2 separate regions of the Mus musculus genome follow, and region 2 is linked to region 1. A link is a loop called in an ENCODE intact Hi-C map of the cell type or tissue named here. Cell type or tissue: left cerebral cortex. All regions are shown on one strand. Each heading gives the region's core, and the rest is flanking DNA. Links, peaks and the distances in the headings are about the cores only.

What was found. Hi-C counts contacts between places; a loop is a spot of excess contacts. Peaks named below come from ENCODE experiments on the same cell type or tissue, not always from the same donor. Only the 100,000 strongest peaks of a DNase experiment are listed, where the experiment ranks them.
Region 2: a loop joins it to region 1, with 2.6 times the contacts of the local background. A loop is called at or near these places in 2 of 42 quality-filtered maps.

The regions. Positions count from the first base shown.
Region 1 is chr2:71,033,915-71,044,343 of GRCm38, reverse strand. The region is part of intron 1 of Mettl8 (methyltransferase like 8); the gene reads left to right. Among named protein-coding and RNA genes, the nearest start is that of Mettl8, 16 kb to the left of the region's middle. In left cerebral cortex, for the core only: a CTCF peak has its summit at 4,390 (motif pointing right); a DNase peak (open chromatin) is centred at 4,421.
Region 2 is chr2:70,909,235-70,919,663 of GRCm38, reverse strand. No RefSeq gene overlaps it. Among named protein-coding and RNA genes, the nearest start is that of Gm39843, 8.7 kb to the left of the region's middle. In left cerebral cortex, for the core only: no CTCF peak of the experiment used is centred there; DNase peaks (open chromatin) are centred at 1,518 and 5,095; H3K27ac peaks cover 563 bases.

The DNA of each region.
Region 1 (10,429 bases), core at 860-8,859:
ACAGACTCAGGGCCAAAGACAGCCAAGACCAGGCCTTGAAATGGGAAAGCATTAGAAGAAGAGAGAGCCATCGTGTATAGCCAGATGGAAGACCTAAAGAGACAGACCCTTCAGCTCTGAACACAAGAGGGAGTTTCTGACACTTGTAGGGTTTTTTTTGGAGGGGGATGGGAAAGAGGGCAATAAGTTCCATACCCCATGATGCAGCCTGGCCTAGCCTATGTGAGAGGAGTCACAAGGCAGGAAGGCACAGTTAAAAATGAAGCCATGATTCAAAATTGCCTTGGTCTTGGGCAGCAAGGGAGACATTTGGCTTGATTTTTCCCAACCTGCAGTCAGTGCTTTTTTTGAGAGGAGAGACTGAAGAGGACATAGCCTGACCTGTGAGGCAGCAGCTCTCCCTCGAGCAGGTTCAACTTCTGGTTTGGTGGAGATGTAGATGTGTATATATGTAAACACTTATAGGCATAGATGGGAATCTGGTTGCTTGCTTGCGTATGTACATGTATTTGCCTGCTTTGCCAACCAAGAGGGTACAGAAGCAAAGACAGAGTAGCAAAGAGCACACTCCCTCAGCACCCAGACTCCAATAAAAGGAAAAAGGCTATTTGGAGAAACGGCTGGTTGTAGTGTTGGATCGAGAATAAATATGATGAGCTTGTAGCATCCTGCAATATCAGGGCGTATAAAGTGCTAAAAACAGAAGCATAATGATGGAGGTATATCAAAGGGTGTGTGTGTGCGCGTGTGTACACGTATGTGTGTGCTTATGAAAGGCAGATGTTGACTTTAATGTTCTTCTCTATTTTAGTTAGGTTTCTATTGCTGTGACAAAACACCATGACCAAGAGGAACTTAGAGAGGAAAGGGTTTATTTATTTCAGCTTAAAACTTTCTGGTCACAATCTATTGCAGAAAGAAGTCAGGTCAGGATCTGAAGGGAGGAACCTAAAGCAAAGGCCATGGAGAGGTGCTGCTTACTGGCTTGCTCAGCCTGCTTTCTTAAAGTACCCAGGACCACCAGCCTAAGGGTAGCGCCACCCATAGTGAACTGGGTCCTCAACCATCCATCTTCAGTCCAAAAAACGCACCACAGGCCAATCTGGTGGGGGCATTTTCTCAGTTGAGCTTCCCTCTTCCCAAATGACTAGCCTGTGTCATTGATAGTAAACTAGCCTCTATCACACTCTATGTTTTGAAACAGGGTTTCCCTCTTGCTGTTTTGGCTACGTGGACTGGCCAGCATGTCCCCAGGATCCACAAGTCTCTGTCCACCGAGCTCTGGGCCTACAGACTTGCACCTGCGTACCCACATTTTACGTAGGGGCTGGAGATCGAAGCTCAGGTCCTCATGCATACACCTCAAATACTTAACCACTGACTCATCTCCTCCGCCCCAGCTCCCACTTCCTTTTGGTTTTTAAATTCCTATGTTTTATTTGAAGGGAATAGCCCAGTATCCTAGTGTGGCCTTTCCCCATCCCTTTTCTGGTCTGTCTTTTAAAAATGTTTTTAAATAGCATAATTATTAGACGTAATAACGAGTTTCATTGAGCCAATTTCATGTACCCACATGATGTACTTTATCCACATTCACCCCCATCCCTCCCTCCATGGCTGCGGATCCTTTTCTCTTCCCAACCACAAGCCTCCCTGCACCTTCAGTGGCTTTTGTTTTAACCCAGGAAGTTTGATTAGTGGTGTTACAAGAGTATGGGTGTCCCACCACTGAAGAAAATGTCTTTCTCCCCACTGATCATGAGCTGTGTATAAATACTCAAGGAAGAGTGTGGGGTCCTGTGAGCCCCTCCCCTCCCGTGACACAGCGTTGACCAGGCTGATGTTGTGCACATGTTGTGCAGATAATCCCAGCTACTGTGAGTTCAAAGCTGCAGTTGCCATGTTGTGCCTAAGTTCAGCATACCACACCGCTCCCAGTAACTTCAGGCTCTTAAAATCTGTCCATCCCTTACTCTGCAGTTTTCCTGAGCCTTAATGGTGGCGGTGGAGTGGGATTCAACTCTCCCACTTAAATATTATATTGATTATTAAAATGGAAGTGACGTGGCGGTTAGAAAACAACTTGGTGGAGTTGGGTTTCCTTTTTCACCTTTGTGTGTGATCCAGGGATCAAACTGAGGTCACCAGGCATACACAGCAAGCGCCTTTCTGCCGAGCCATGTCACCAGCCCTGGGAGTCCCACTATGACTGGACATTCAGCAGTCATTTATTCTCAGCACGTTGACCCGTTAAGGGCCTGAGCTGCCCTCTGACTGTGCAAAAAGAAACTTCTCCGACCGAAGCTGACACCAGCATTAATGTGAGTGCAAACCATAGAGGTTTCTTTTAAAAAAACAGTACAAGTGGGGAATGGAGGGGGAGTGACACCACAGTAAAGGAACTCATCTGACTGCTTCAGCCGGCAATCACGGTTATCAGCTGTGACAGCCATATTGACAGCAGTGCCTCCGGTGGGATGTGTCATTGTACCTAGTATGTGTTAAGGCCTGGGTTCACTCCCCAGCCCCAAACAGTCCCCAGCAAACCTCATACCCTTACTGTAGTCCTAAGAAAAAATGATAAATGTCCACCAATGACATTCTGCAAAATACCCACGCCTCAAAACACAGGGTCCTCGAAATACAAGTCTCACTTTTAAGAAACAGACCCGGAAGACATGGCAGCCAGTTGTAATGTGGCATCCCAGCTGGGATTCTGGGAGAGAAAAAGGACCTGAGGGTGGGGGTGGGAAGAAGGAAGGAAACTGGACTGAAGTATGAAGAAGTTTATAATAATGTATTCTACTGTTGTCAGTGGTAACAAATGCACCAGGATGATTCAAGAGCCGAACAGGGGAAGCTCTGGCACGTGAGCAGGAACTCTGTATATCTATCTGTAGAGCGGTTCTAGACTGTTATTTAAACTTGTGGAGCAGTTATATAAAGTTTAAATAAGTTACTTCGAGGTCTAAGTGAGATGATAGCAGGATGAAACGATTTAGAGCAGTGTGTGGTAATATATACAGATTCTGTTTACCATCACCACCTTGTTCTTTAGCTTAGGGCATCTTTGTGGTTACAGCTGAATCTCACTGCCTTGCTCTTCTGCATATCGGTTTTGGGGTTAGCATGTCAACAGAGCGGTATCCCCAATGCTGTATTCTTAAAGGAGGAAACAGCAAGACTGTAAAGATTCATGAGAAAGCAAGGCCAGAACTTAAGAACCCCTCCCTTTTTAAAAATGTATATGAGTGTTGTACTTGCATGTATGTCTGCGTACCATGTGTGTGCCTAGAGCCTAGGTTGGTGACAGGAAGGTCTTAGATCCCCTAGAACTGGAGTTATGGATGCTGTAAGCCACCATGTAGGTGCTGGGAACTGAACTCATATCATCTGCAAGAATAAGTGCACCTTACCTCTGAGCCATCTCTCCAGTGTGAAAGTTCTTAACTTTAGTTTCCTGCTTTGCAAGAGGCAGTGACTGAGCGATGCCAAAGCCACGAGCCTGGCAGGGGCTTCTTTCTAAGCGCATAGACGGCTGCAATAAGATCCTGAAGTTGACGTTTTGGGTTTTAGCATATTTCTGATTAAGATCCTGGTTGTTTGTTTGCTTGTTCGTTTGATTTTGGATTTGCTGTTTTGCTGTTTGCTTGTTTCTTTGCTTTTTGAAACAGGGTCTCTCTGTGTAGCCCTGGCTGTCCTGAAACCCACTCTGTCGACCAGGCTGGCCTCCATCTCAGAGATCTGCCTGCCTCTGCCTCCCAAGTGCTAGGATTAAAGATGTGCGCCACCATACCTGGCAAGGTGTCCTATTTTTTTGTTTTGGTTTTTGACTCAGTATCTCAGGTATGTGGCACTGACTGGTGTGAAACTCACCTTTGTAGTCCAGGCTGGCCTTGAACTTGCAGCAGACTTCCTTCCTTTACCATCCAAGTGCAGGTGTGAGCTGGAACTCAGTGCCAGGCATGTGAGGCCAGGCCCTTTTCCTGATGAGCCATCTTATCAGCCCTTTTTCCTTTTTTTTTTTTTTTTTAATTTTTGAGGCCAAGGCTCAACTATGTAGCCCTGGCTGGCCTGGAGCTCAGGATCCTTCTTCAGCCGCTGGAATCCTGTGGTTATCAGTGTGGTACGCCATGCTTGGTTTCTTTATGATGCTTTCTTATTACTACTCTAAGTTAGTACACCAAGTCCCACAATGTCTCTGATGGAATATATTCACCGAGCAGCTTCAATTTGATATTTCTGTTTGGTATGAAGAACGAAAGCAATGTTTTAGTCAGGAATTGTCTTTTTCAGCAAGCAGTTCCAAGAACCAGTTCCCAAATTCCTCACTGAAAACCAAAAGGCAAATAAAATGCCTGTGATTGGGAAGTTGTCTCTCTGGAGATGCCCAGCAGAGGGCGGGAGAGCTTTCCCGGGGCTGGCTTCCGCTTCCTTGCAAGACTGGGCAGACCTGACTAGGGCCATCTGTGTTTGCAGTCTGATGATTAACAAGTACTAGAAATGAACCGAGCGTGGTGCATCAGAACCACAGTTGCTAAATGAGGAGAGAAAACGCTATAATGCCAAGTGGCCGTGTAGAGCTGTGGTCAGTAGAGCACAGGAGGGGAGGGAGGAGCAAGCGGGATGCAGGCAGGTGTCCCATGCCTGGTACCAACCAACCAAACACAGGGACTGTAGCTACAATGTCATGGGAAGCGTTTAATGATATAAAGCGTTAACTATCCCTATTTGATATATAATAATTTTGTGTATAGTTTTGTGTGTATAATTTTGAAGGAAAAACAAAAAGGCAAGGTGGCAAATGCCTGCTATGGTTGGTGAATAGGAGAAGTTTCTAGATCACTGGAATTTGACATCCTAATGGGGCTTCAGAAACCTTTCTAGAGAGAATGCCACCTAGTGCCCGGGCTAACTGCTTCCCCCTCCTTCTCTCCACTCATGGTTATTATACAGAACTTGTATACTTTGTAATTTTAAAAATAATTGTTCTGTACGTAAAAAGGTATTTCGAGAATATTTTTGTTGTTGTTCTTTGAGAGGCGGAGACAGGAGGATGAGTTCAAAACCAGCCTTTGCTACATTGCAATTTTGAGGCCAGCCTGGGTTACCTAAGACCCTATCTCAAAACAAACAGTCCAACAAACAAGCAAACCCAGGAAGGAACATTTCAAGGCTCATTGAGCTCATCTGTGAGCCTGAGTTAAGGTCCATCATCCTAGACAGTACCTGCGCGTGCGCGCAAGCATATGTGTGTGCGAGGTCCAGCAGAGGAGACCATTCATAAGGCTTTGTTCCTTCTTCTCTCCCCTACTCAGACAATGTTTTTCTATATTAATAAGTTTAAGGTTTTGGCAGCGTTTTGCATGGATGCTTGGTTTTCCTCTCTATAGATATGCATTTAATAATTTAATCAGCACTTTTATAAAAATAACTATTTATACTTTCCAGCATATGTACAAACAGTGCTGTGACAAATATTTAACATATTCTGATTATTTTACAGAACATCTTTCTAAAAATAAAATTTTCTATCATGTGTTGGTATGGTGGTGCGTACATTTAATCCCCGCACTATGGAGCCAGAGCCAGAGGCCTAAGCCAACTTCTGAGAGTTCAACACCAGCCTGAGCTACACAGAGAGTTCCAGGCCAGCCTGGGCTACATAGAGACCCCTCTCCCCCCAAATCTGGAAATAATCCGACAGAGTTATTGATTTGTTTTGTAGGTGGAGCAAAGCTTTTTCCACCCTGAGTGTGGTTTTTCGTCTTAATATTATGGAAAATATTAGTTCATCAATTAGTTGGTCCTCCAAATGTTGACAGATTTAATTGTTCAAAAATAAAAAGTATTTTACCCTTAGCATAGCAATGCACAAGTACTAGAAAGCTGCTACCTCCCACTGGTTGACACACGTTTACTAGAATTTTATTTTATTTATTTATTTGCCTAAATGCTTGAATTCTATCAAAGACAATGTATGGTGTCTGTTATTTTCCTGACAGGCATACTTTGATTATTTTTTTGGAAAATGATAAAGTAAAAATTGTGCTCCAGGAAGACACTTTTTATGGCTTCATTAAAGAGATGTGTGAGTATCTGGCTCCCCTGAGAGTATACAGTTAGTGAAGGAGACAGTGGCTCTCAGTGTGATTTGTTGCCTCTGCTTTGGTTGAGGCCAGCCTGCTGTCACTATGGCCATATTATCTGTACACCATCAATGGACTACGGCAATTAGCAAAAGGTAAACAGCATATTAATGTTATTATGATAAAAACAAAAACAAAAACAACCTTAGCCGGGTGTGGTGGCGCACACCTTTAATCCCAGCACTCGGGAGGCAGTGGCAGGCGGATTTCTGAGTTCGAGGCCAGCCTGGTCTACAGAGTGAGTTCCAGGACAGCCAGGGCTATACAGAGAAACCCTGTCTTGAAAAAAAAAAACAAAAAACAAAACAAAAACTAAAAACTCCCTGACCTCTGAAGATCCTTCGTGGGTAAGTGGAGGCCTTTGGGGACCACATGAGAACCTGAGCTCTTAGTGGCTCACAGAACCCATTCTTTCACCTAAGAGTGGCTTGGGGATCATTTGTGACTCAGTTCCTGTGAAACCTGAGAGTGTGGGTCTTGGGGGGAGGGTGTGAGAAAGTTCCTCATTCCTAAAAAGGGACGGAAGAAAGAAGTGGTCCTTTTCTTTCTCGGGAGGCGCCGTGTCAGTGTGAGAGCTGGAACTGCTGCACCCATTTTGTAACCAACAAGGGCACTCAGCCTCAGGGTACAGAAATCTCCAAAGGCGTGCGGTCAGTGGGGTAAACATTTCCCAATGGCACTTCAGGACATCAGCATATTTTTACTGAGGTCATCATTCCTAGTTGTTTTCTAAGCATTCCTTATGTTTGGTAATAAAAGTGGTGGCGCACGCCTTTAATCCCAGCACTCAGGAGGCAGAGGCAGGTGGATTTCTGAGTTCGAGGCCAGCCTGGTCTACAAAGTGAGTTCCAGGACAGCCAGGGCTACACAGAGAAACCCTGTCTCAAAACACACACATACACACAAACCAAAAAAAAACAAAAAAACAAAAAAACAAAAACCCATCCTAATAGTCTGCAAATATCCCCACCATCCTTGATAACATTCCCGAAATCTTTTCTCATGCATTTTATGAGTGTGCAGGTCCATGCACCTGTGTGTGTGTATGTGCAGATATATCACTCTCTCCCTTATTGCCTTGAGACAGGGTCTCTCACTGAACCTGAAGGCTGCTGTTTCCTCCGCTGACAGTCCAGTAAGCTGTCTGCTGTCTTCTGCCTGGGATTTCAGGCGCACACAGCTATGCTGGCCTTTCACCTGGGGTTTAACTTCATCTTCCCACTGTCGGAGCAAGGGCCCTTACCACTGAGCTGTCTGCTCAGCCCTGTTGTGTCTGTCTTTTCATGTGTTATAGTTTAGGATCATGTTTAAAAGATTTTTTTTCCTCCCCACTTTTTAGAAATATTTGTAATTTCTCTAAGCCTATTAAGGTATATTAGGAGCTGGAGAGAAGGCTCAGAGGTTAAGAGCACTGGCTGCTCTTCCTCAGGTCCTGAGTTCAATTCCCAGCACCCACATGGCAGCTCACAACCATCTGTAATGGTTGCCCTCTTCTGGCATGTAGGCATATGTGCAGACAGAACACTCAAATATATAAATCGCTTTAAAAATATATATGTGTATATCTTTTAAAAATGTTATTTATTTATTTTGATGGAGGGGTGTGTCTGTGTGCCCTGGCACAGATGTGCAGGTCGGAGAACAGCTTGCAGGAACCAGTTCTTTCCTACCATGCAGGTCCCAGAGATGGAACTGGGACTATTGACTAGTGGAGCCTTCACTGCCTTAAGACGTGATTGCTTTATGTTCAGAGTGTAATTTGTCCGCAGTTTTGATGTTCCATGTGGAGCAGAGAGAGACTATTTCTCCCAAATGGCAGGTAGCCCATTTTCTTAATGTACTTCTTTGAATAAGCCATTTCTATCTAATCCACTGACTCAAAATACTAGCTATTACAGGCAGACTTTTTATATGTATTTTGATCAGTTTCTGGGCTTCCTAAATCTCTTGCTTTTGCTGTGGCATTAGAGACATGGCCTGGACTGGCTGGTTTTAGAGGATGCTACTCGGCCTGGCAGAGAAGCACACTCTCACTGCACCGCCCAGAAGCCCTGCTGGGTCTTGCCACATTGCCCCTCTCCCCTCTAATGTTCTCTTGGCACTTCTGTATGCTTGTCCCCCCCCCCCCAATGAACCTAATTTACTTACACTACTTGTTCAGATTCCCCCCAAAACACTTTCAGAATTTTGACTGGGATTACTGTAATTTTATAGATGATTTTTGAGAAAATTTACCTTTTTCTCTCTCTTCTACAGCCATGAATCTTTACCTCCAGAAGTTCACATACTGTCTCTTCATTAAAGTACTCACTCATGTCATTCTGTGGAGTAAAGTAGCTTTCTTTTACCAATCCTGTATGCTATTTCTTGGTTGGATTTGTAAAGATCTTGCCCTGCCTGCTGTGTGTGCGAGAGTACATGCATGTGAGCGTGTGCATGAATTCGTGTGTGTGTGTGTGTGTGTGTATTTAAAGAACCTGCCTCTGCCTCCTGAGTGCTGGGATTAAAGGCGTACACTGAAGAACATTTTTAAACACACTCAGCTCAAAATGGCTTCCTCAAGCAGAGGCGCACAGTGGTGTGGTGTCACAGTATGCACTGTGAGGTAGATTTATAAGCTATAACTGTTGAAGGCTGTTTAAGGAACCTACCAGAAACTTTTACCTTAATGAACCTGGTCTCTGGAGCTGGTTTCTTTGGGAATCTGCAGCAACAACTCAGAAAACAAAGGATATTGTCCTAGTGCCAAGAGCTTGCCCAGGTTGACAGTATGGAAGAGAGGACTAGCCTGCTGGGAGCAGCTCCGGAAATGGTCTTTCAAAGCTACCCCGTTATTATTGGGGGAGATCGTAATGTCTTGATATGACTTATTCAAAGGGATGCTTGCTGTGGTCACAGATACAGTTTGGTTAAGCAGCAAGCACGCCCACTGTGTTGTCGGGCAGCAGGGAGATGGCTGACAGGTGTTAGGTTTTGTTGTTGTTATTGTTGTTTTAAAAGAAGCATCATTTAATCAGATTGTTTCTGTGTTAAATAAGATTCAAGTTGCCCCAGGCAGTATGGATTGGCAGGGTTTCAGCTATCTGGGAAGATGAAATTTGCCAGCTTTCTAAGGCCATTTGAAATAAACAAACACATTTCTTTTCATCCACATTATGGATTTAAAAAGCATGTGTGAACTAGCCTGGTATCTTAATTACCACTTCAAATGCTCCTGTGGAGAATGTGCTTCTTGGAGTGTAGTTGTAGCCGCGTTGGTGTAGGAGTCGTTGCCTAGTGTGCGCGAGGCTCTGGGTTCGATCCCCGGCCCACTTGAAGTGGGAATGGGGCTATGGGAACTTGAAAGTGGCTAAGTGCTGGGTCATCCTTAGCTACATGCAGTTTTAGGCCAGCCTCAAGTAGAAGACCCTCTCAAGGAGGAAAGGGAAAAAAGTGCTTGTGAGCCTTTTGCTGTCTTACTTTTGGAATAAGCCCACTCATAGGCTGGAGATTACTAAGACATCTGTATATAAGATAAAAATGGAACTAACAATCTCATTATCTGTCATGACATTTTTATTCATGGAAGTTTCCAAACGTTTTTTTTGTCTGCAGTGCTAGAGATTAAGCCAAGACCCCTCTGTGCCCAGCAGGCATTCCACCAACCAGGGTTACAGGGCCCCAGCCCTAAGCTATCCACAAATGTACTAGTCGGGTTTTTAGCTTATATGGTTTCTTGGGCTAAAGTGTCTTATGTGTCCATGGCTATATTCTTCCATGCCTTGGTTCGTGGGCATCATTTCAAATGTGACCTTTCAGAATGGCCCGGAAGGTGTCTGTGAGGACAACGCCTCCTCCCTCAGATGCTGGCACAGCCAGTGTGTTACAAGTATTCTGGGAGACCAGAGCATGTTCATCTGTATGGCTGCATTCCCAGCTCAGAGCCTCTATTCAGAAGACTCTCAGGGGATCTCTGATAAGATGCTTCGTCCTCCTCTGTATTATTCAGTTCTGCCCCTCCCCTCCCACCAGCTTCAGCCGACTATAATAGGCCTTTATTTTTCCAGGCTCCTTAACTATTTTCTCATCTATGCGAGACCCACCTGGTCTTCACCCGGTGCTGTTCCTCAGGGGAACCGGAACACAAGCAGCTGCGTCCTCCCTCTGTTTCTGCCCGCACTGTTGCAGCAAGAGACTTGGTATTACTGTCAGTTTGACTTGTCCCAACTGAGCCCTTCAACACCGAATTACTCGCAGGGGTTGGTAGGGATTAATTATTCATTAATTTTATTGTGTTTCTT
Region 2 (10,429 bases), core at 1,174-9,173, 120 kb after region 1:
CTGCATTATATTTCATAACTGTGCCAGGGAAAGCATGGCGGCAGAAACATGAGGCAGGCAGGCAGGCAGGCAGACAGACAGACAGACAGACTGAGCAGGAGCCGTAGGAAGCATAAAGCAGACAGGAAGTAGAGCCTGTCTTTAAAACCTCAAGGCTTACCCTTAGTGACCCGCTTCTTCCAATAAGGCTCCTAAAGTTTCCCCAATCTTCGCAATCACATGCTGGAGTTCAAACAGATGGATGGGGTGGGGAATTTCACTTTCAAATTGGCTTCTTCCTGGCTGAGATCTGAAATACGAAGCCCAAATATATCAGTCCAACCTGGGCACTGGTGGCATATCTTTAATCCCAGCACTCAGAAGGCAGAGGCAGGCAGATCTCTGAGTTCGAAGCCAGCCTGGTCTACAGAGCAAGTTCCAGGATAATCGGGGCTACATAGAGAAACACTGTCTCAAAAAAAAGGAAAACAAAACAAAAATGGAAATAAGTTAGTCACATGATACCCTGTCTGGCTCTGTGAACCATTACTATTTGAAATAGGTTGTCACACAGTAGTAGGACAAAACCATCTCTCAGGGAAGAAACAGAGTTGCCCATGGAATTAGAGGACACACTGGCCGGACATGTAGTCATACTGAGTGGTGACTTGGGCATCTGAGTACATACAGACATCCAGGCTGGAGGACCTGTCATAAACAGTGTGTGGATTCATCCCCACTAACTTCACAGGACTGCAGGAGATCAGCAAGGGCACTCGGTGGGCAGAGGAGAGAGGCTGGTCCAAGGCCTTCTCTGAGGAAGTTCAGTGTGTAGAGGTAGAAGAAAGATCAGAGCTCTAATGACAGGGGAGGAGAGGGAACAGAGACTATGTTGAGTGTTTAAAGAAAAAGATTAAAGTAGCCATTGGGTTTGACTGAACCAAGCACCTATGACCTTGAAATGAACAATGTCAGTGGGCGTGGATAGGGCAGAAGCATGAAAGGAGCTGTAATCCCTCAGAGAAGCCAGAGCTGTCTATTCAGAAGTTGGATCAGCCCTACCATAGGCAGTTGCTAACTGCTGCAGAAGGACAAAGGATGCTGGGTCCAGTAAACAGCTTTTTGAATCAGACAGAACTGAACTGAAACAGCTATGGGCAAATAATTTAAACTTATTGACTTTCTCCATCTGCACACTATAGGGGAGTTTAAAACCAAAAAACCATTTTCTCTTCCACGTTCTTCACTGGGGGGCCTGGAAATTGACTTACAAAAGATAGACTTTGCAAATTGGAGGTGCCCTTGACTTAGGAGAGAAACTCAGAGATAGCTAACTGTAGAAATGGTTAGAATCAGAGGATTTTAGAGAATTAACAAAAGGCAGTGGATTTGTAGAGAAACAGCCAAGGCTTTTAGGGGTGGCAAACTGTGGGGGGTAAGTACATGGTGAGGGGAGGAGACTCATGGAAAATAGAGCTCTTTTAGTAAAGTTTGTTAAATTGATTCCTCTTGGTGATTCTCAAGTTACCTTGGAGTTGTCAGGGAACACAGAGGCACACATGGAAACGTATGTCCTACTTTTAGGAAAACAGGGAGGCAGACACAGAGCCTTTCTGCCTGTGCATTGTTTTGTAAGTTAAAATAAGCCATATGTTGAAGTGATGTATTTTGGGGTAGCATATTTAGTCCTCTACAGGGATCAGGATATTAACAGTCCGGGGAGATAACATGGTCCGTAAAGTGCTTTCCTTGCAAGCATGAAGATATGAGTTTGATCTCCAAAAAACGGATAAAAAATAATAATAAACCCGAGAGGTAGTGTGTGCCATGAGGTCAGGGAGTGGGGCAGACGATGAGGTGGACATTGGTTTTAGTCAAGAAAAATCTGCAGAGGTGTCCCTGAAAGGACTCTGAAGTCATCATGAAACACCTCAAGACCAGTCTCAGCACAAAGGAAATTTACCTGCCCCAAAGGGACAGAGGGCAGGGAATAAGAGACAATGACAGGAGATAGAGGATGAGGGAGTGAGAAGGGAAAAGGAACAAGGGAGGAGAGAGGGGGGTATTTGCCCTGGAGGGACAAATATTGCCTCTGGATAGAGAGGAGACAGATGTGGCCCATTGGCAAATGGCAGTTTATAAAGGGAAAGGAGAATCGCCCTCCTCATGTTAGGACCAGGCGCTTAGTTTTCATTGAGCATGCTGATTAGGGCAGCCAAAAGGGAGCTTTTGACTGCTGGACTTCAATACTTTGATAGCTGGACCTTGGAGGTCAGCCACAAAGGGAGGAAATGGCCAAAGCTAGGGAGGTGGGGACAGGATGTCCCTGGGGGCTCACTGACCATCCAGCCTAGCCTATGGTGAAGTACAGGCCAATGAAAGACTCTGTCTCAAAGAACAAGAGGCAAGGTTTCTAAGGAATAGCACCTCAGGTTGCCCTCTGTGTTTCACACAAGCATATCCATGCACACACATACACCCACCACATACATTCACACGCACACATACACTCACCATACACATACACACACATGCATACAGACACACATACATACCCCCCACATACATTCACACACACACATACACCCACCATACACATACACACACATGCATACAGACACACATACATACCAACACACACATTCACACGCACACATACACCCACCACACACATTCACATGCACACATACACCTACCACATACATTCACACGCACACATACACCCACCATACACATACACATACATGCATACAGACACACATTCATACACACATACACACATACATAAACATACACACACATGTACACACAGAGAATAATAATATTGTGCTTCATAGATTTCCATCGGTACAAAATGAGACAGGATTTTAGCTCAAGCTTAGGCATGTAACAATTGCTCTATGATTGTCTTTAAAGCCCATTTATTGACCAGGCATGTTGGAATAGTCCTATAGTTCCAGTACTTGGGAGGCTGAGTCAAAACAATCATTATTCTAGGCAATTCTGGTGCAGGTAGTGGCAACTTGTTTAAACAAAACCAAACCATGCACTTAAAGAGTGGCTACTTGTGTGCCAGGCTCTTTGCAGGGCTCACAGCATAGAAGGCTGAGAAGTTCATGGTTTTCAGAAACTCTGCAGGCTACTGAGGAGCCTCACCTACAATCAATCGCATCTTTGTGGCAAAGGGGAAAGCCTTTGCAGGGGAGTGGGATCTTGTCTGCCACTGAAGGCAGGAAGCCAGTTTCCCAGGAGGAGAAGCTGGGGAGCGTATTCTAAGCATAGAGAATATCCCATGCAAAGGCTGGGGACTGAGGATGCCATGTCCCAGAACTGGAAGCAGCTGAGCATTACTGGTATGTGATGAGGGATGAAGGCAGAAGGTGAGAAGGGATGGGGCTGAAAAAAAAGGAACTTCAATTGTGTCCTGAAGTGAGCAAGACACCGAGTACTTGATGGTAAGGAAGTGAAGGAACAGCTCCTGCACGTGGAAGATGGATGGAGTGTGTCCTTAGCTTTGTGAAATACCTCAATCTTTAAAAGACAAAAACAAAAAACAAAAAAATAAAACAAAACAAAACAAAAAAACCAAACAAACCCAAAACAAAAAAGAGTATGGAGCTATTTTCCAGCCGAACTACTGCAGTGCCTTCCTTCCCTTGTGGGGAGACATCCGTGGGCCCACTGAATAGAAAATATACCCGAAACAGACTGTCCTGGAGCCACGGTCCTGTTCAGCCGAGGATAACTATGAACGTGCCCCAACACAAAACCTTAAACTTACTTAGAATGTTTCGATTGATTTTGCAATCTATTTATTTGCATGTTTTGGCAATTGGGCTGCATGGTGTTTGAGCCTGAACTTTGTGGGTGACCATGTCATATTAAAATGTCAAAGTTGTGTACCTCTAAAATGAATTATGTCAGATTTCTATACGTGAAAGAAAAGTTTAGCTTTCCATTCTTTCTACTACAAAAATGTCAATCTCGGCCGGGCGTGGTGGCACACGCCTTTAGTCCTAGCACTCAGGAGGCAGAGGCAGGCAGATTTTTGTGTTCGAGGCCAGCCTGATCTACAAAGTGAGTATCAGGACAGCCAGGGCTATACAGAGAAATCCTGTCATGAAAAAAAAATGTTAATCTCATATGATCAAAGAGGGGAAAAAATAGTGTGCTGGAGAGATGGTTTGGTGGGTAAGAAAATTTGCTGGATAAGTACAAGGATGCAAGTTTGGACCCTAGCACCCATGCAGTACACTGAGTGTGGCCATGTGTATCTGTAACCAAGGCCTCAGGGAGACAGACAGGAGAAGTCTTCAGGAGGATTCTTCTCTGAGATTTCCTAGGTGCCAGCCTAGCTTCAGCATCAGCGGGACCCTGTCCCAAAAAATTACTACAGAGTGATAAAACAGGCCATCCGGTGTCTGTCCTCTGTCCTCCATGTGCACAAAATCACATACATGCAACCTCCCTCTTGCACATATGAATAGCAATACACATACATGCAAACACCAAACTCACACACATGTATACCATACAATCACACACACACATACCCACACTCACATGCATACCCCCAACACACTCACAAACATACACACGCATACCCCATACTCACACACATACCATACACTCATACACATGCAAATCACACACTCTCACATATATACATGCATACCCCACACTCACACACACATGCATACCCCACACTCACACACATGCATACCGCACAGTTGCACACATGCATACCACACACACATGTATAACCCACACACACACAAAGCTAGAAAGAAGCCAGTAGAGATGTGACTGGTAGTTATATGATAGTGACATTTAGATTTTGTGATGTTTGATGAGTTTAACTCTGTTATGCTTTCTTCCTCATCCTGAATTTATTTTTGTACCTACTTTTTCCATCAGTAATTTTTGTATCCTTTTTCTTAAAGAGCATTCTTTAAATCAGTTATGTTTTAAATAGCACAAACCCTGGATGCTCTACCAGCACTAGCCTTTATTGGTTTTTCTAACCTGCCTGCAACTTTGCAAACAGTCGTTTTATTAAAACTACCCGGTTTCACAGTTTCAGCATGCCATCTGTTGCCAGGACCCTGACGAATGCAGCAGGATTCGTATGAGTCATAATCTCAGTTCATAACTTAGACAACATGGTCCTTTGTATGTACAAAGAAATCCATAACAGTAGAAAGGATGCGTGCTACATATGTATGCCGTACATATTTCCATCTAGAATATTTGCTATGTATATGGCATGCATATTTAAAGACCTGTTAACACTGCTCCCTGGAGGGGGCTCGGAAATAGAGAACAGAGAAGGAGGACTTTGATTTTAGTTTTCTCTCTCTAGTGTGATTTTCCATGGTTATGCGCTCAATTCTCAAGTCAAATTTTCATTTGACGTTTGCTCAAAAATATTCTCTAGGTACTGTTGTTTTTGAGGATGGCTAAAATTTAAGCATGGATGTTCACTTACGGCTGATCAGTATGTGTTTGCTTTGTTTATTTTTCATCTATTTCACTTCTGTTTTAGCAGTGCTAGGGATCAAACCCGGGTCCTCAAGCAGGGTAGGCAAGCAAGGGCTCTGCCACCTAGCTACACCCCCAGCCTTCGCTCCTTCTCAGGCAATTCCAGATATTTCTCAGGCAGGATCCTCCTGCCTCTGTCCTCAGGCAGTTGGGGCTATATTCATACAGCATTGCATCAGCAATATGGCTTATTTTAATCTTCTTTAGTGTCAAGGCTCAGAAAAATACATGGAGATCAGGCATGGCCCTGCCATGAGTTACATACACCATGCTGAGCAGAACACTACACTGTTCATTTCAGGCTGGACTTTGGTCAAAGTTGCTCCACAGTGCATAAAACATTAGCTCTCGGGCTAACCCCTAACGGCTCCCTTTTATAAAGCATCAATTTGCTCCATTTTGAGTACAGACTCTGATGCAGAATGACACAAGTAAATAAGCACCATCTGTCTAGCACAAACCATAAGGCACAGACCGGTAACTTATTTATGCAAATAAAGTATTGCCTCCTCTGTACTGATCGAATGGAATCACAAACACGTGTGTGGTGGTTTGAATAGTCATGGCCCCCATAGACTCATATATTTGAATGTTTGTCTATAGGGAGTGGCACTGTTAGGAGGTGTGGCCTTGTTGGAGTGGGTGTGGCCTTTTGGGAGGAAGTATGTCACTGTAGAGGCAGGCTTTGAGGTTATATATGCTCAAACTATGCCCAGTGTGGTATGCAGTCTCCTGCTGCCTTCAGATCAAGATACAGAGCTCTCAGCTCTTTCTCTAGCTCCATGTCTGCCTGCATGCTACCATGTTCCTTGCCATGACAATCATGGGCTAAAACTCTGAAACTGTAATCTGGTCTCAATTAAATGTTGTTCTTATAAGAGTTGCCGTAGTCATGATGTCTCTTCACAGCAGTACAACCCTAACTAAGACAACATGGAGATATGAGAGGAGTTGGAAAGATGCGTCAGTTGTTAAGAGCACTGGCTGCTCTTGCAGAGGACCTAGGTACAATTCCCAGCACCCACATGGCCACTCACAACTGCCAGTAACTTCAGTTGCAAGAATATTCGACTCCCTCTTTTGGACTCCAAGTGGACCAGGCACGCAAGTAGTACACAGACATAGATGCAGACAAACACTCATACACAGGTGTAATAAAAGCCAGGACTTTGAAGGGATCAAACATACCAGACCAAGAGTGGTTGCAACCCCCTCACCAGAGAGACAGTCCCAGTTGGGCACAGTAGCACTCACTTTCCAATTATCAAGCACTCCAGGGCATGCATGACCCACAGGCACCAATTCCTGACTTGGTTTCTGTCCCTGGGGCTCAGGCTCTGATTCCATTGCTTGAAGTGACCTGGTCAAACCCTCATTTGTCCAGACCCAGCCCTGTGCCTTGTGTCTTGAACCTATTCTGAAGTTGAATCTATTGGGGGTTTCACCTCTCCTTTTATATCTAGTCACCTGCAGTATCTTTCTTTGAGTCTGTTTCACTTCTCTGATCTTGCCTTCAGCAAGGTCTCTTTGAATCTCTTTAACCCTCTTATTGTCATTTGGTGTCTTATATACACATTGTTATGTGACATCTAGTGCATGGCCTAAGAGCTTAATATCAGTAATTAGGGCTGTAATGATAGAGCTCATGACTGCTACCCAGCCAAATCAGTGGCATTTGGTTAACCAAAGCCAATAAGACAGACATTCCTATAGATTTATTATTATTAAATGAAGTCTCACATCACAGAGAACTCAACCATCAACGTTTCTGATGTAGCTTACTCGTGACAGCATGATACCTCAAAGTATGGCAAAGTGGAATCTTGAATACTTTGAAATAAAGATTTTAATTCCAGGAACAAGGTCTTTCTGGTTGCCTGCTCTCCTATTCAAAGCATGTCTCCCCTGAAGTGACCTTTAGGAAACAAAAGTAGGGATTAGAGAAGTGGCTCAGTGGTAACTGGCTGCTCTTGCAGAGGACCTGGGCTTGATCTCCAGCATCCACATGATGGATGGCTCACAACCACCATAACTCCAGTTGTAGGGGATCCAATGCCCTCTTCTGGTCACTGGTACCAGGTATGCATGTGGTACACAGACAGACATGCAGGCAAAACCCCACACACATAAAATAAAATAAAGTAAAAAAATCTGTAATTAAAAAGAGAAAGAAGCCAGGCAGTGGTGGTGCACGCCTTTAATCCCAGCACTTGGGAGGCAGAGGCAGGCAGATTTCTGAGTTCGAGCCTAGCCTGGTCTACAGAGTGAGTTCCAGGACAGCCAGGGCTACACAGAGAAACCCTGTCTCAAAAAAACCAAAAAAGAAAGAAAGAAAGAAAGAAAGAAAGAAAGAAAGAAAGAAAGAAAGAAAGAAAGGAAGGAAGGAAGGAAGGAAGGAAGGAAGGAAGGAAGGAAGGAAGAAAGCAAGAAAGCAAGAAAGCAAGAAAGCAAGAAAGCAAGAAAGCAAGAAAGCAAGAAAGATGGAAGGAAGGAAGGAAAGAGAGAGAGAGAGAGAGAGAGAGAGAGAGACAGAGAGAGAGAGAGAGAGAAATCAGATTCACTTGTCCCCAAGATGACTCTTAGGGTGAGAGCCCCTCCCTGTTAAACAAGCTATAAAAGCCTGGAGTGGTCTCTGGTCCTTTTCTCCTCACTCTTCAAAAGGCAAATCCCCAAATATTCCTGTCCTAAACCTGGACTCCACAGAAAATCCAAGAAGAATCTGAACCAATAGCCCTCGCAGGAGGAGACAAGGAGCTGGGCCTGTCAACAGGCCGGATACACTTTTGCTCAGTCATGGTCTTCACTAATGTCCACGCTTCATTAATCTGCCCCAGAGCAGACAGTTTCTGCTACTGCGTTAGTTTGGCCTTGGCTGTTGTTGACTCTTCTGAGACAGGAGGTTATTCTGGAGCGCAGACTGACCTTGGACTTAACATATTCTTACTGCCTCACTCTCCTGAGTGCTTAAACTACAAGCATGTGCCACCATGCCTGGCTGGGCCTTCATTTCTGATGGCTTATGTGCTACAAAATGTTGACTACATTAGTCTGTCTAGCTTTTCCTTGTTAATCTGTCTTGTCATAGGTTCGTGTCCCCTGTGATGGATAAGGAAAGGGACTGTGCCTTCCATTTCTACACTGACATCTGATGTTTTTCTTGTGTCAGAAGAATTTCTGGAGTTGATGATCTGCCCTAAAGAATAATTTGACCTCATGTTGATGTTTTAAGATTATTTTTATTTTATGTGTACAGGTGATTTGCCTACATGTGTGTCTGTGCACCGTGTGCACACAGTGCCTGAGGAGGCCAGCAGAGGATGTCCAGTTCTCTGGAGTCAGAGTGACAGAAATTATTAACCACTGTGTGAGTGCTGGGAATTGAACCCAGGTCCTCTGCAAGAGCGGCCGGTGCTCTTAATCGCTGAGCCATCTCTTGAGCTCCCAATGTTGCTGTCTCAGCTCCATTTCCTGTGGCTGCGATAAAAACGTCCTGAAAAAGCAGCTTTCATGGAGAGGATTCAATTCTCTCACAGCTCTGGGTCACCGTGCAACACTGCAGGGGAGTCAAAGCAGGAACAGGAAGCAGCCGGTCACATCCACAGTCAGGAGCAGAGAGAGAGAGAGAGAATGCTTGTCTGCATGCTTGCTGGTGCTTGGCTGCTCTCCTATTCACCAAGCTCAGGACCCAGCCCATGAAATGGTGGCACTCACGTTCAGGGTGAGTCTTCCCACTTCTATGAACACAGTTAAGAAGATCCCTTCTGGGTATATGCACAGGCCAACTCAATCCAAACAAGTCTTCATTGAGACTTTCTTCGCAGATTACTCTAGATTACGTCAATGTCTTAGTCACTGTTCTGCTGTGTGAAGAGACACCATGGCGGAGGCAACTCTTACCAAAGAAAGCATTTAGCTGGAGCCTTGCTAACATTTTCAGAGTTCGTCCATGACCATCATGGCGGGAGTGAACAAACAAGGCATCGGAGCAGTAGCTGAGAGCTTTACATCTGATCCACAGCAGTGGGTGTATGTCAGGCATCCTCAAAGCCCACTCCACCCTCAGTGACACACTTCCAACAAGAGCATACCTCCTAGTGCTTCCTGAACAATTCTATTCAGTGGGGACAAAGCATTCAAACATCAGCCTGGGGGGTAAGGGGAGAGGTATTCTCCTCTAAACCCTCATAGTTAGTTTAGCAATTAAATATAGCAATCACAGTTGCCACCAAGCAATGGACATAACAGTAGTACTTTTCATTCTCTTCAGCTCTTGAAAATGTCCTCCAGGGTGTCCTTTCTGAGGAAAGGCAACCTTATCAGAGGATGAGTTTTCTTTCTATCCACTGTCCAGGTTCTCGTGGCATCTCATAGGAATGAATGTCCCCTACCCTCAGGAAACAGAACACAGATGTCAGCCATCTCCAGAGGACTGAGGCCAAAGGCTGTTTTCCCTGAACATTTCTGGCCAGCAATACAGACTACTGTCTTGAGCAACTCCTTGTAAGGGCTCTCCTCCTTCCATATGTGCAGAAGGCTAAAAAGACAGCTGCTGTGTTTGAGTCAGAAATGTCTCTCACAGACCTATCTGTTTGAAAATCTGGTCCCTAACTGCTGGTGCTGTTTTGGTAGGTTGTGAAAGCTTTGGAACATGGGACCTATCTGGTGGAAGTGGGTCACTCAGACAGACCTCTGGAGGTTACTCCACTTCTGTTGCTGGTCCATGTTTATCTGCTTCCTGTTCTATAGTCATGTCCCATCACTGTGGACGATACAGCCACGCCTACCTGCCTTTTCTACCATGAGGGACGGAAATGAGCTAAAAAGAAGCCTTTTTTCCTTCAGCTATTTCTGTCATGTGTGTATATATATTTGCCTCATAGAAAAGAAAAAGCGATTAAGACAATAGCCA